2 separate regions of the Mus musculus genome follow, and region 2 is linked to region 1. The links are chromatin loops, found by intact Hi-C in ENCODE. Cell type or tissue: left cerebral cortex. All regions are shown on one strand. Links, peaks and the distances in the headings refer to the core of each region. The heading gives the core; the rest is flanking DNA. Region 1 holds the start of Vmn2r96 (vomeronasal 2, receptor 96). Region 2 has its middle 93 kb from the start of Vmn2r97.

The links. A loop is a pair of places that touch in the nucleus more often than their neighbours do. Peaks named below come from ENCODE experiments on the same cell type or tissue, not always from the same donor. Only the 100,000 strongest peaks of a DNase experiment are listed, where the experiment ranks them.
Region 2: a loop joins it to region 1, with 22 times the contacts of the local background. A loop is called at or near these places in 15 of 42 quality-filtered maps.

What each region holds. Positions count from the first base shown.
Region 1 is chr17:18,577,645-18,586,010 of GRCm38, forward strand. It overlaps Vmn2r96 (vomeronasal 2, receptor 96), which reads left to right and starts at 4,083. Exons shown (of 5, transcript NM_001104547.1): 1 at 4,083-4,367; 2 at 4,699-5,490; 3 at 6,151-6,366. The coding sequence starts at 4,762. In left cerebral cortex, for the core only: no CTCF peak of the experiment used is centred there; no DNase peak of the experiment used is centred there.
Region 2 is chr17:18,817,605-18,825,970 of GRCm38, forward strand. It overlaps the pseudogene Vmn2r-ps117. Among named protein-coding and RNA genes, the nearest start is that of Vmn2r97, 93 kb to the right of the region's middle. In left cerebral cortex, for the core only: no CTCF peak of the experiment used is centred there; no DNase peak of the experiment used is centred there.

The DNA.
Region 1 (8,366 bases), core at 200-8,199:
GTACAAATGGTGAGTTCTTGGTTCCAGGAAGGAAAATTTAGATTTGAATGCTTAGGCAGATAAATATTCCTATTGGATATGCATGTAAGCATTCTCTGTTGTAAACTCCTGTTTCAATATATTATCTGATTTTATGTGAACATTTATGATGGACGTTTTAACATGTGATCATGTACTTTGAAAGATGTATAACTGCTGAGAACAAAGGAAAGAGTCAAAGGAACTGGGGAGATTAATTAAATTATTTATTTATTTATTTATGTTGTTGGGGGTGGTTTTGTTTTGTATTGTTTTGTTTTGTTTTTTTTTTCTTATTTTTTTTGAAAGAAAAATTCTTAGACAAAGAAGAAAATGAGGTTTTTTTTTTTTTTTTTTTTTTTTCACTTGCCCACTCAGGATCTGTATGTTCTTCCCTAATCTTTAGATAAATTAATCAGAAATGCGTTAGAACCTAGAAATAAACTGTAAAATCACTTTTCAAAATGTCCCTTCTAGTTCTTGAAACATACAACTAGAATACTAAAATTTCAAGCTGTGCAGTTTCTGCTGAGATAGATCAAGGACTCTTTTCTTAACCATTTATAGCCAGGCTACAGATGCCATTCTCCTAAATCTACAGCCTTTTGCCCTCAGAAAGACCAAGAACATTTTTAGGACTTTTAAGAAGTTATCATCAGCATTTCAGCATAGTATGAAATCTAGAATGTCTGGAGACCCTCACACTTAAAGTCATACTTGAGTCCTACCCTGTACATTGTCTACACCGTCTCTAGGTCGTGGGGTCCCATAATCTAAATCCCCTCTTTGAAACAGGAATTTTGAAGAAGATATGTCAACACAGATAAGACTCTCAGCTGAACTTTGCAAACCCCTTGATCATGGAGTGTGTGGTTATGGAGGGTGAGAAATAGGAGTTGATATTGTCTAATGCAATCAGCAGAGGCTGATTTTGGGTACCATCATCACCTGCTTTATACCATGAATCATCAGAACTGAGTTGAAATTGCCTGCTGCCATCAGCAAAACCCATAGTAGGTGCTATCAGAACCTGTTTGTGTTAGTTGAGTACCACCAGTGCCTACAGTAGGGCAGGAGCCATTACTCTATCCTTAATTGCCTGCTGTAACAAGGCAGTTCTCCCAGCAGTTCTATTGGGATTTGTCAGCAACATCCTTAGATCAGGAGCCATCAGATCTGGCTTGTGAGCATTTCATGTATCTATCAGGACAGAACAAATTGATTCTACCAACAGAGAGTTCTTTACAGATGTTATTAAGAATACTCTAAAAGAAGAAAAGTCATTAAGTTTAACGCCAGCCACTTGACTTACATTCTTCAGTTTGTAAAAATGGTCAGTCCTTTGTTTCAAGAAAGGAAACTTTAGATATGAATGCATGGGAGAAAACAGAGTTAGATATTAACAACTGGATTACAGAGAATGGAGGACTAGGTGTGCCCCTTACAGCATTTGGTATTTGGACTGTGCTTAGGAAGTAATTGACAGATGACAAAAAAGCCATATGTGCTCAGGTGTCATTACATTCACCTCCTTGTGAGGAGAATTGATTAATACTGTCTCCATCAGGATCTAAGAACAATGTTTATTCCTTGATATAAAAGTCTACGAAAGTAGCTCAGGACAGGCTAATAAAAAAAAATTAAAATCAACCTATGAAGAGGAAACTGAAAAAATGAAACTACCAAAATATAAAAAAAAATAACTGGCTTACACTGAAGCATTTAAATAGAAATCATTCTATAAGACTCCCTCAAAGATATAAAAAGCAACCAAAGAAGTCTACAGGTTCTGCTGCTGGTGTACTCCAAACTCCACAACAGAGTAAAGTTGTTAAACTGTTTCCCAGAGTGTTTGGAGAATAAGAAACAGAAGAAGGATCTCTTATGGAACCATTGACATTTTAATTGCTTATGACTCCTCATGATTAGTTTAAAATAGCCATAGCCGGCCTAAGTAAAGAACAATTATATATATATATATATATATATATATATATATATATATATATATATATATATATCTGAACTTGGACGAAAAGTTATCTAAGATGTCTGAAAAAAGAGAAAAATATATTAAAATATGAAATGTTTATGGGAATGTGAGGATATTTTGAAGAAAAACCTCAGAAAAAGTGACAAAAGAAGTTCTAGTAAAAAATGCAGCTGCAGATCCAGAAGCATGGAGATGGGTGCCTAGTAGAGATACCATGTTTTCAAAAGGCTTGATAATATATTGAAGAAACCAAAAATATACTGAGGACAACCCTTGTTCAACTGATAGAGGCTCTGAAGCAAAAGATATTGTTTTAAAAGATATGTCCTTTGAAAATGCTACACCCACTTGATAAACTCTGCTAAAGACAATTTAAAAGTCTGAAATTTGTTGAAAGCATTTGCTGTGATTTCTACTTCATATTTTCAAGGTATAATTATTATAAAACCTCATGAGGCCAGAACACTGTCCAAAATCTTATTAATCAACTACAGAATATTTAGTAAATCAGGTTTTGCGCACAAAATTATTCAGGGAAAAAGCTTGGACATAACAGCAAACAATGTCTCAGTAAGGCAGGAGGTCCCATAAATTTTAATGCTTCTGGCTCCACTGAGAACAGAAATCCAACTGGATATCCACCTGGCATGAAAGGGTACCAGTGGCAGAAAGACTGCCAGACTAGCTTTCATAAAAATGTCACTGCCTTATTTGGTGCTACTGTAATCCCTAATAATATATGAATCTTATCAAGGCAGGGAAACTGTGAGGAATAAAGAAAACTTAATGACATTTTTTTCCATGATACACTTTGACAGATATATTAAGTAATATTTTTCTGTATGTGTAGATTTGGAGCCTTTCAGAGTAAAAGATGTTTTCATCAAAACATATAATTAAACAGATAAAGAGATGTTTCAGACAGTAGCAAACACCAATTGTGAACTGATTTCATACCTACCAAAAGAATATGAGTACATTCCTGTAATCCAGTGATAATAAAGAGTTTAGGGGAGTGAATCAAGAGAATCTCTACAGGTTTCCTATGAAGAGATCTTGGCATATGTGTTAAGAAAATTAAGAAATCCAGCAGGCAAATATGCTAGAACAAAACTTTATTCCCAGTAGTCTAGAATAAGAGACTGGTGGGTACTTCTGCGTTCAAGATCAGTGTGATTTGCACAACAAATTAGAGTCAAGTTGTAGACACTGTGTTAATGAATAAACCAAGAAAGAAATTAAATATTAAAAGAGTGAAATGAATAAGTGCATTTATATATATATATATATATATATATATATATATATATATATACATACATACACATATATACACATATATATATATATTTCATATACTATAAGTAAGGTGAATATGAATAAAACTGTGGTTGTTTAACTTGAATGTATTCTTTCTGAACTTCATACAACTGTACATTCTAAGAGACATGCGTGCATGCAGTCACACATAAAACATCATAACTAGAATGATAAAAATATAAAGGGAATGTACTATACAATTTAATGACATCTATTCACATATAGAAGCAGGCTTTTTTTTTGTTTCTTTAAGACATTAGTAAATATATGCTGCAATACTAAAAAATTTATATCAGAGAAATAGATTCCATGGTCACATGCCATGAAGTGAACTTGAGAATATTATTTAATTAAGATAATGTTTTTAAAAATTTGTTGGGTTGGTAATAAAATAGTGTGTTTTCATAAGTGAAGACCCCAGAGATTCACAGATCTACATTCCAGTAGATGTGATATTTTGGGGAAAATGATTCCTGATTAATAAACAAAATGTGTAAAGAATCAACCTATGAAATATGAATAATATATGCCTTAAGGGTCAATAAATAATGAGTAGTAAAGGTAAAGGAGCCTGCTTAAGCCTAATGTATTTACCTAATCCAGTTCATCTGTTCATGATAAGGCAATTAAATTACATATTTTATAGATTCCAAACTAAAGTATATAATTTACTGTATTAAATATGTAGATGTGTATGATAAAGCTGATCATTATCTTAACGTTTTTATGCTACTTAAACAGATATAACTTTAAGAACTACCAGTATATTCTCGCTCTGCAATTTGCCATTGAGGAGATCAATGCGAATACCAATCTTTTACCCAACATATCTCTTGGTTTTGATTTCTACAATGTCAGACACATTGGGAAGTTCATTCATAGTAATACTTTCAATTGGCTCACAGCTCTTGGTGACGGAAATCATATACCTAATTACAATTGTAAAAAGAGAAATTTCACTGCTGCACTCACAGGAACATCATGGATAACATCTGCCCAAATTGGGACATTGCTTCAACTCTTTAAATTTCCACAGGTGAGAAAATTTGGATTTGGGGAACTGAGAGTCAGTTCTCTTTGTTCATGTTATTGGTGTCTTTAAAGTGAAAGAATGGTTGATCAATTATCTAAACCTCAAAGCAATACTCAGAACATGGAGTTCAATCCAGGTTTCTCTTGCTTTTAAGAGAATTATTTACGTAGTAAATGAAGCCAGGTGAGTCTTGAAACTTAGAGGCCTAACAAAAATTTCTGTTAAATGTAGTATCTGTAATGTCTGTTTCAAATATTCTCCTGTCTTCTATTCCTTCAGGAATAAAATTTAGTTAGATGTTAATATTCTTTTTCTTCTTTCCAATTTGCTTCAGATTAGTTTTGGACCTTTTGATCTTCTCCTGAGTGACCATGGTCAGTATCCTTCTCTCTACCAGATGGCCCCCAAAGACACATCTCTTTCACTTGCCATTGTTTCATTGATGGTTCATTTTAGGTGGACATGGGTTGGTCTCATCCTTCCCAATGACCACAAAGGAAATAAAATTCTATCAGATTTTAGGGAGGAGATGGAGAGAAATGGCATCTGCCTAGCTTTTGTAAAAATGACCCCAGAAACATGGACTTCATATGTTGCCAAATTCTGGGAAAATATGGATGAGACTAATGTAACAATTATTTATGGTGAGATTGATTCACTGGAAGGTATAATGAGGAATATTGAGCAAAGGTTATTGACATGGAATGTGTGGATCATGAACATTGAACATCATGTTATTGACAGAGCAGATTATTTCATGTTAGACTCATTCCATGGGAGCCTCATTTTTAAGCACAATTATAGAGAGAATATTGAATTTACCAAATTTATTCAAACAGTTAATCCCAATAAATACCCAGAAGACATTTATCTTCCTAAGCTGTGGTATTTGTTTTTCAAGTGTTCATTTTCTGACACTAATTGTCATGTGTTGGAAAACTGTCAAACCAATGCTACCTTGGATATATTCCCTCGTCACATATTTGATATGGTCATGAATGCAGAGAGCACAATTATTTACAATGGTGTGTATGCTGTGGCTTACAGCCTCCATGAGATGAGACTTCAGCTACTTCAAATGCAACCATATGAAAATCACCATGGGATGGTGTTCTTTCCATGGCAGGTAATAACCTTTCTACTATATTTTATTGTCAGCATTCTGGCATAAGAGATTTGCAAGACAACTAACTTAGGCAATCTAAAATTCAGTTATCTTCTCCACAATCAAGAACTGGTTGTGTTTCTAATCTTAGATAGAAGTCAGGATAGTTTCAAATGTATGATGTTTTGAAATCATGGGCACGGTACCAGGAGCAAATATGCTGTGTGAAAATCAAGTTCTTTTCATCAACATCTAGCTTTTCAGCCTTCGTATGGTAGTAGAGGCAATTAATGTACTCATTGCTGTATATATTTGCTACAAAAGAAATTATAAGAGGGACACTTATGTGAAACAATGATGGTTTGTTTATATAGAAATGATGCCTTTTAATTATTTCTTGACATCAGTATCCTCATTTTGGACACTGTAGCTCTGAACATATTCTAAATTCAAATGAATATTGCTAGGTTTCAAAAAAGTTCATCTTTTCATAGATCAGTTGTCATTGATTGCTTACTTGAACTTGGTTCTAAGTTTTCACTTGAAGACCAATAATAAAGCTGTTCTGTACAGTCAGGTTTTCACTAAGTCATCATTAGTGGAATCTTCATTAATGTTGATGTGCACAACAGAATTTAACCTTTATGAACAATGAAATATAAAATTATGTTTCTCTTTAAGCTTAACACTTTCCTGAAGAATATTGTGGTGAAAGACAAAAGGAGTTTAGATTGGAGACAGACAATAGATGCAGAGTATGACATTCTTAACATTTGGAATTTGCCAAAGGGTCTTGGATTAAAAGTGAAAATAGGATCCTTTTCTGCAAATGCTCCCCTGGGACAACAGTTGTCTTTATCTGAACAGATGATACAATGGCCAGCAATGTTTTCAGAGGTGGGTTATGTTTTACCTAAATGCTTTGTGCTTATATTATTGAAACAATTATGTTCTCTGATATAATGATAATTGACTCAAGTTCCATTACACTTGGAGTATCAGTATAAAATATTTTAATGTAATTCTAGTATACTGTCTTTTAATTTTCCTTGATTAAGATCAATGGAAGAGTACAGTGTTCAATGAATCCCCCATTACTCACTCATATGAGGATTATGTTTCCTCTATTTGTCAAAAATGTCATATGGGACAGGTGCTAAGAGAAAATTTTTATCTCCAAATTACATGTGTTAATGTACTGGAGGAAAATATCTTTTGGGGATTAATATCATAAAACACTATTAGAATTATTTTTTATTGTTCATTCAAACACTGTGACCAAAGTGACTTTTATAAGACAGACTATTTTTTGTTCTATGGTTCTAGAAGAATCAGAGTCTGCAGAGGATAGAAGAATAACAACAAATGGTTATAATGGAGAAAGGCTTAGGAAATGGAGAAATAATGTTTTATCCCCAAGTATGAACTGTAAAAAATATTTTATCCTAGAATTAAGGAAACATTTCCATTTTTCTATTCCCAACTAGTGTCCTGATTTTATCACCATGTCTCAATCCCCTAAATATTCTATAACTTTCCATATAATGTTACCAAATAGGAAATAAGCATTAAAATGATTTGTACTATATGGAATACTATCCTTTAAAATATCATGTAATGTCTACATTAGCCTTCCTTAATTGTCCTTTGATTCTCAATATGTGCTATCTGATCGAAAGTATAATAATAATTTGGAAGACCTTACAGACCTATGTGAGAGTGCAGGGCATTATATTTGAATATGCATTGTTTTCATAGGAAAGAGTGTACAAATGATATATCATCCTCTGAATGCAGGATGCAATGAATACTGCAGCTCTCTTCTATCTTCTCTGCAATTGTGACATTCTTACAATAAGTAGTGACAATTAAATTTTTACTATTATGTTTCATCTTAGCTAAATTTATCTATATATTTCTTCCTACAAATATATGTTTATTTGCTTCCATAATAATTTTAAATCCTCTCAAATTGACATTCATTATTCACAACAATGGCGGAAGCTGAGAAGCTCAACACTGTTGTCAGAAAGTACAAAATTAGTTTTAGGCTAGATAGACCCCATGGATTCCAATATCATACTCCTAGTCACTAATGTTTCACAATATGTCCTTAATTCATTAAGATCCCAATTTTTTTAGTACTGTGATAATTGTCAGATCAAAATTCAAACACTTTTATCTTCTCTGGGGCATTATCTTTAAAAATTTTAAATTCCTTTTAAAAATTTATATTGGTTATTTTATATATTTACATTTCAAATGTTATCCCCCTTCACTGTTTCTCATTTGTAAACTCCATTTCACATCCCCCATCCCCAGATTTTATGAAGGTGTTCCTCCTACACCCATACTCCTGCATCATCGCCCTAGTGATGTCATTCTGCTCTGAAGGCTGGGCATCAAGCCTTGAAAGGACCAAGGCACTCTCTTCCTACTGATGCTAGATATGGTCATAGTCTCTTACATATACTGCTGGAGCCGAGGATTCCTATATGCATATTCTTTGGTTGGTTTATTAGTACCTGAGGGCTCTGGGGATTCTTTATTATTGCTATTGTTGTTTTACCTTTGGGGTTGCAAACCCTTTCAGATCTTCAGTCCTTAACTACCACATTGGGGTCCCTATACTCAGTCAGATGGTTGACTGCAATCATCCTCATCTATATTGGTAAGGCACTGGCAGAGACTGTCAGGAGACAGCTACATCTGACTCTGTCTGCAAGCATTTCTTGGCATTAACAATAGTGTCTTCTTTGGTGATTGTATTTCTGATGTATCACCAGGTGGGACAGTCTCTGTTTGACCTTTCTCTCAGTCTCTGCTCAACTCTTTGACTTTGTATTTTATTTAGATAAGACTAAATTTTGGTTCATATTCTTTTAGATGGCTTGGTT
Region 2 (8,366 bases), core at 64-8,063, 240 kb after region 1:
ATAACAGCAAACAATGTCTCAGTAAGGCAGGAGGTGCAATAAATTTTAATGCTTCTGGCTCCACTGAGAACAGAAATCCAACTGGATATCCACCTGGCATGAAAGGGTACAGGTGGCAGAAAGAGTGCCAGACTAGCTTTCATAAAAATGTAACTGCCTTATTTGGTGCTACTGTAATCCCTAATAATATATGAATCTTATCAAGGCAGGGAAACTTTGAGGAACCTACCTCATGCCGCTTAAACAATATTGGAATTCTACAACCTCAGGCAACCAATCCATTTGACAATGGATACCTCTCTAACAGCTGCATCAAGCAAACCTTGGCAGTACAAGACTCAACCTCCACAGAAATATTTATATTCTGACTCCTTCTCAAACAGGTTACCTCAATCATTAAGAACTTAAAATGATTTTACTCACACAAGAAAACTTTACATAACCAATGGAGTCTATGACAGTAGTTTTCAGCTTTTAAATACTAAGAACAAACCACTTTTAAAAAGTGTCCAGTTTTTAATAGTTATTTTAACATTTTAGCCCAAACTTTCAGAACTACAAATCTTGCTTCAATTTAGAGGTTGCCTTTTCTCTATTGGACATTTTCAAGTTCCCAGTATGTTTTCTGGTCCAAGGCATGGAGCTGAGGATCAATTTAATTCAATAACAAAATATTTTTGATGTTTTTAGGAAGGTAAATTAGAAAAATCTTACAACATAATGAAATCACCTCTGCACTCAGAAACACTGCTCCTGACAAAGTTTAATACAATTCTTAATCAAGATCACTGTGTATTCCCTTGGTATCTTTGAGGCTCAGCCATCCCAGAATAAGATTTATCTGGGAGAAACCACATTGAAGAAACCTGACTCTGCTTTCAGAAATTATCAAATAGCAATACTTTTGTGCTGTTAGTAGAAATGTGCCACAGAGATTCAGGTATGTGAATGCCTGGGTCACACTGAGTGGTCTTCTAGGAGTAGCTGTGGCCTTTGTAGAGTTGCTGTGTTCCTATAAAATGGTGATTTAGAACTCTAAGAAGTTCAGTTTTGTCTAGGGCCTTCACTTCTGCTGCTTGATGATAAAAATGTATAACTCACAGCTTCTTGTCGAAGACCATTTCTGTCTGCACATTGCAATGCTTCCCACCAGGATTAAATGGACAAGATCTCTGAAAGTGTAAGTTGTCCTTCATAAGACATATTATGGTTGTTGTGAGTCTTCACATCCACCAAACACAAAGACGACAAAAGTTGATGTTAGAAAAAGGGTTCTTATTTTGAAGGGCTTTTTTTTTGTTGTTTGTTTGTTTTCTGTTTTTTGATTTCTGGTTAAATACTTATTCATTTGTTTAGTTACTTTCTTATTTATTCTTGAGGAAGATTGACTTTGGCCCTTTTTTAAAGGAAAACAATGAAATACTTTAAGTTATGCTTAATGAGACAACCAATGAAGTATGTGCAAAAAAAAAATGTTGCTGAGTGTAATTTGACTTCTGAATGGTTGAGTCAAGTAGACAAAAGGATTTGAGAATTAGTGTTTTTCTTTAGATATATTGGAAAAGAATGATGCTTCATTTTGACTTTCAGAAAGTGACCCTGAAGTTAAAGAATAGGGTTACTGATCAATTCCACTGGAAAAGAAAATCTCAACACAGCCTTTTATTGTATTGTCATGTGGTCATTTATATTCAAGCATATGAAGATACATAGAGAAATGTACAAATCTAAATAACAAAAATTCACAATATACAGACTGTGGAGAAATTGTACTAATAATACTAAAAACTGCCATTGACCTAATTCCTTTGTTCAAACACATACACATATCAAAAGAAAGAATAATGCAAAATGAAAAAAAGGGGGGTGGTGGTAGTGAAAATATCTTGGCAAAATTCTTCCCAACTATGCTTCATATTTGTGAGAAGTAGTTTAAGGCCACCAATCTTGTCTACAGACAGAGTTTCAGGATATACTAATTCAGAAAGTAAAAGAAAACCACAGAATAGAAAATTGGTAAAGATTTACTTTTCCAAGGGAGACATGTTATTTTTCTTGAAAGTAACATAACTTAGCAGGATCAGCCATGTGGTTCTGGCATTAACAGTTAAGCATTGAAAAAAGGTATTCTGGCATCTTTCTCTGTGACTAAGGGCATTTGTTAAGGTCAGTATTATAACAGGGATGTCTGTGTCAGGAGACATAGAAGATCCATTTTGTCAAACTCCAAAGGAGATGCCTGAATGTTGAAGATGACAGAGCTGTGGTATAACTGCCCACAGGCACTGATAACTTGGATTGGAAAAAGCCCAAGAGAAAGAAGTATTTTGAATTTAATAGAGATGAAAGTAATTGTACATGTAAAGATAAATTATAATCAGACATGGACTTGTAGTGTTTGGAGTTTGCTCAGCTTGTATTTGATCTTGCTTTGGTACATTATTTTCTGACTGTCTTTTTTTTTCTCAAATTTAAATGATATTGTGTTCCATTATAAGTTGGAAGTATGTGTTATACATATTTATTTATATTTTTCATGGGATTATATTGCATTTTTTACATAAATTTCAGAAGAAACTTTGAACTTTGGACTTCAAACAAACCCGAGGCTCTTTTAGATTATGGAAATTAAAGTGGACTTAATTAATTTTGTACTAGTTTATGGCTATAACACTATCATCGTCAAGAAGTAGAATGTACTGGATTGTACAGGAATGGCTACATAGACTATTCTGTTTAGATGTTTCACCATGCATTGTGGCACTATTAGGATATGTTTCCTTAGAGTAGGCATGGACTTGTGAAAGAAAGTGTGTCAATTTGTTGGTGGAGTTACACTTCTAAGAAGAACAAGTCTAGTCAGAGTGCTCAAGTTTCTAGTTTTGGTGCCTGTGGATTAAGGATGTAAAACTGTCAGATGAATTTTAAAGACCATTTCTGCAGGAATAAAACCATGGTTTCCACCATGACAATAATAGACTAAAACTATAAAATTGTAAGCTTGTTGTGTCCGGACAGCAGACCACAACCTGGGTTCTAGCCTGGAAAGGCATTTTGGAAACCTGGAAGAGAAGAGGGGCCAGGTTGCCAGATAAAGAAATGTAGTTAAGACAGTCATTCTGATCAAAGCTCAATTTTTACTGTTGCAACACTCAGTTATAAAAGAAGAGGGAGGGGACCCGATTCCCGCCGAATAATCTCGGAGTCCAGTAGTAGGATGAGCACATGGTGGCACCAACAATAAAGTGGCACGGTCCAGCAGTGGGCGTGACAGAACGAATGAGCAGGAAGCTCCACCCCTGAGCAAGCAGGTTTCATGCTGGGGGAGAGGAGACTACATAAGCTAGCTCCAGTTAAATATCTTCCTTTATGAGAATAGTCATGCTCATTGTTTCTCCTCACAGCAATAAATTCCTAACTAAGAATTCTCACTTAGTTAGGGTTCAGAGTTCATGCTGACTTCCATTTTCCTTACTACTGTTTTGATTCACTTGAACATCAACAGATCATTGCATGTTATTATATTTAGGGTGAGATCCTTAATATAACTTCACTCCTGTCTTGAGAATTCATTTTTTCCATGAGGTTATTGTTTATCTCTGGTTTTTAGTTTCTCTCCACATCTTTTGACCTAAATTTTTAGCACTGGAGGATCAGAAAAAATTATATAATGAAAACTTAATGGCTTTGTTTTCCGTGATCCACTTGACAGATATATTAAGTAATATTCTTCTGTATGTGTGGATTTGGAGCCTTTCAGAGTAAAAGATATTTTCATCAAAACATATAATTAAACAGATAAAGAGATGTTTCAGAGAGTAGCAAACACCAATTGTGATGAACTGAGTTCATACCTACCAAAATAATATGAGTACATGCCTGTAATCCAGTGAAAATAAAGAGTGTAGGGGAGTGAATCAAGAGAATCTCTACAGGTTTCCTATGAAGAGATCTAGGCATATGTGTTAAGAAAATTAAGAAATCCAGCAGGCAAATATGCTAGAACTAGACATTATTCCCAGTAGTCTAGAATAAGAGACTAGTGGGTATTTCTGAGTTCAAGATCAGTGTGATTTGCACTACAAATTAGAGTCAAGTTGTAGACACTGTGTTAATGAATAAACCAAGGAAGAAATTAAATATTAAATGAGCGAAATGCATAAGTGCATTTATCTATCTATCTATCTATCTATCTATCTATCTATCTACACACACACACATATACATATATATATTTCATATACTATAAGTAAGGTGAATATGAATAAAACTGTGGTTGTTTAACTTGAATGTATTCTTTCTGAACTTCATACAAATGTACATTCTAAGAGACATGCGTGCATGCAGTCACACATAAAACATCATAACTAGAATGATAAAAATATAAAGGGAATGTACTGTACAATTTAATGACATCTATTCACATATAGAAGCAGGCTTTCTTTTGTTTCTTTAAGACATTAGTAAATACATGCTGCAATACTAAAAAATTTATATCAGAGAAATAGATTCCATGGTCACATGCCATGAAGTGAACTTGAGAATATTATTTAATTAAGATAATGTTTTTAAAAACTTGTTGGGTTGGTAATAAAATAGTGGGTTTTCATATGTGAAGACCCCAGAGATTCACAGATCTACATTCCAGTAGATGTGATAGTTTGGGGAAAATGATTCCTGATTTATAAACAAAATGTGTAAAGTATCAATCTATGAAATACAAATAATATATGCTTTAAGGATCAATAAATAATGAGTAGTAAAGGTAAAGGAGCTTGCTTAAACCTAACATATTTATCTAATTCAGTTCATCTGTTCATGGGAAGGCAATTAAATTACATATTTTATAAATTCCAAACTAAAGTATATAATTTACTGTACTAAATATGTAGATGTGTATGATAAAGTTGATCATTATCTTATCATTTTTATGCTACTTAAACAGATATAACTTTAAGAACTACCAGTATATTCTCGCTCTGCAATTTGCCATTGAGGAGATCAATGCGAATCCCAATCTTTTACCCAACATATCTCTTGGTTTTGATTTCTACAATGTCAGATACATTGGGAAGTATATTCATAGTAATACTTTCAATTGGCTCACAGCTCTTGGTGACGGAAATCATATACCTAATTACAATTGTAAAAAGAGAAATTTCACTGCTGCACTCACAGGAACATCATGGATAACCTCTGCCCAAATTGGGACATTGCTTCAACTCTTTAAATTTCCACAGGTGAGAAAATTTGGATTTTGGGAACTGAGAGTCAGTTCTCTTTGTTCATGTTATTGGTGTCTTTAAATTGAAAGAATGGTTGATCAATTATCCAAACATCAAAGCAATACTCAGAACATGGAGGTCAATCCAGGTTTCTCTTGCTTTTAAGAGAATGATTTATGTAGTAAATGAAGTCAGATAAGTCCCTGAAACTTAGAGGCCTAAAAAAAAATTCAGTTAAATGTAGTATTTGTAATGTCCCTTTAAAATATTCTCCTGACTTCTATTCTTTCAGGAATAAAACTTATTTAGATGTTAATATTCTTTTTCTTCTTTCCAATTTGCTTCAGATTAGTTTTGGACCTTATGATCTTCTCCTGAGTGACCATGGTCAGTATCCTTATATCTACCAGATGGCCCCCAAAGACACATCTCTTTCACTTGCCATTGTTTCATTGATGGTTCATTTTAGGTGGTCATGGGTTGGTCTCATCCTTCCCGATGACCACAAAGGAAATAAAATTCTATCAGATTTTAGGGAAGAGATGGAGAGCAATGGCATCTGCCTAGCTTTTGTAAAAATGACCTCAGAAACATGGACTTCATATGTTGCCAAATTCTGGGAAAATATGGATGAGACTAATGTAACAATTATTTATGGTGAGATTGATTCGCTGGAAGGTATAATGAGGAATATTGAGCAAAGGTTATTGACATGGAATGTATGGATCATGAACATTGAACATCATGTTATTGACAGAGCAGATTATTTCATGTTAGACTCATTCCATGGGAGCCTCATTTTTAAGCACAATTATAGAGAGAATTTTGAATTTAAAAATTTTATTCAAACAGTTAATCCCAATAAATACCCAGAAGACATTTATCTTCCTAAGCTGTGGTATTTGTTCTTCAAGTGCTCATTTTCTGACACTAATTGTCATGTGTTGGAAACCTGTCAAACCAATGCTTCTTTGGATGTATTCCCTCGTCACATATTTGATGTGGCCATGAATGCAGAGAGCACAATTATTTACAATGGTGTGTATGCTGTGGCTTACAGCCTCCATGAGATGAGACTTCAGCAACTTCAAATGCAACCATATGAAAATCACCATGGGATGGTGTTCTTTCCATGGCAGGTAATTACCTTTCTACTGTGTTTTATTGTCAGCACTCTGGCGTAAGTGATTTGCAAGACAACTAACTTAGGCAAAGTAAAATTCAGTTATTTTCTCCACAATCAAAAACTGTTTGTGTTTCTAATCTTAGATAGAAGTCAGGATAGTTTCAAATGTATGATGTTTTGAAATCATGGGCAAGGTACCAGGAGCAGATATGCTTTGTGAAAACCAAGTTCTTTTCATCAACATCTAGCTTTTCACCCTTCTTACGGTAATAGAGGCAATTAATGTACTCATTGCTTTATATATTTGCTACAAAAGAAATTATAAGAGGGACACTTATGTGAAACAATGATGGTTTGTTTATATAGAAATGACGCCTTTTAATTATTTCTTGACATCAGTATCCTCATTTTGGACACTGTAGCTCTTACATATTCTAAATGCAAATGAATATTGCAAAATTTCAAAATAGTTCATCTTTTCATAGATCAGTTGTCATTGATTGCTTACTTGAACTTGGTTCTAAGTTTTCATATGAAGACCAATAATAAAGGTATTCTGTACAGTCAGGTTTTCACTAAGTCATCATTAATGGAATCTTCATTAATGTTGATGTTCACAACAGAATTTAACCCTTATGAACAATGAAATATAAAATTATGTTTCTCTTTAAGCTTAACACTTTCCTGAAGGATATTGAGGTGAAAGACAAAAGGAGTTTAGATTGGAGACAGACAATAGATACAGAGTATGACATTCTTAACATTTGGAATTTACCAAAGGGTCTTGGATTAAAAGTGAAAATAGGATCCTTTTCTGCAAATGCTCCCCAGGGTCAACAGTTGTCTTTATCTGAACAGATGATACAATGGCCAGCAATATTTTCAGAGGTGGGTTATGTATTATCTAAATGCTTTGTGCTTATATTATTGAAATAATCGTTTTCTCTTATATAATGATTATTGACTCAAGTTCCATTACACTTGGAGTATCAGTATAAAATATTTTAATGTAATTCTAGTATACTGTCTTTTAATTTTCCTTGATTAAGATCAATGGAAGAATACAGTGTTCAATAAATCCCCCATTGCTAACTCATATGAGGATCATGTTTCCTCTATTTGTCAAAAATGACATATGGGACAGGTGCTAAGAGAAAATTTTCATCTCCAAATTACACATGTGTTAATATACTGGAGGAAAATCTCTTTTGGGGATTAATATCATAAAACACTATTAGAATTATTTTTTATTGTTCATTCAAACACTGTGACCAAAATGACTTATAAGACAGACTATATTTTGTTTTGTGGTTCTAGAAGAATCAGAGTCTGCAGAGGATAGAAGAATAACAACAAATGGTTATAATGGAGAAAGGCTTAGGAAATGGAGAGATAATGTTTTATCCCCAAGTATGAACTGTAAAAAAATTTGTATCCTAGGATTAAGGAAACATTTCCATTTTTCTATTCCCAACTAGTGTCCTGATTTTATCACCAAGTCTCAATCCCCTAAATATTCTATAACTTTCCATATAATGTTACCAAATAGGAAATAAGCATTAAAATGATTTGCACTATATGGAATACTATCCTTTAAAATATCATATAATATCTACATTAGCCATCGTTAATTGTCCTTTGATTCTCAATATGTGCTATCTGATCGAAAGTATAATAATAATTTGAAAGACCTTAAAGACCTATGTGAGGGTGCAGGGCATTATATTTGAATATGCATGGCTTTCATAGGAAAGAGTGCACAAATGATATATCATCCTTTGAATGCAGGATGCAATGAATACTGCAGCTCTCTTCTATCTTCTCTGCAATTGTGACATTCTTACAATAAGTAGTAACAATTAAATTTTTACTAGGATGTTTCATCTTAGCTAAATTTATCTATATATTTCTTCCTACAAACATATGTTTATTTGCTTCCATAATAATTTTAAATCCTCTCAAATTGACAGTCATTATTCACAACAATGGCGGAAGCTGGGATGCTCAACACTGTT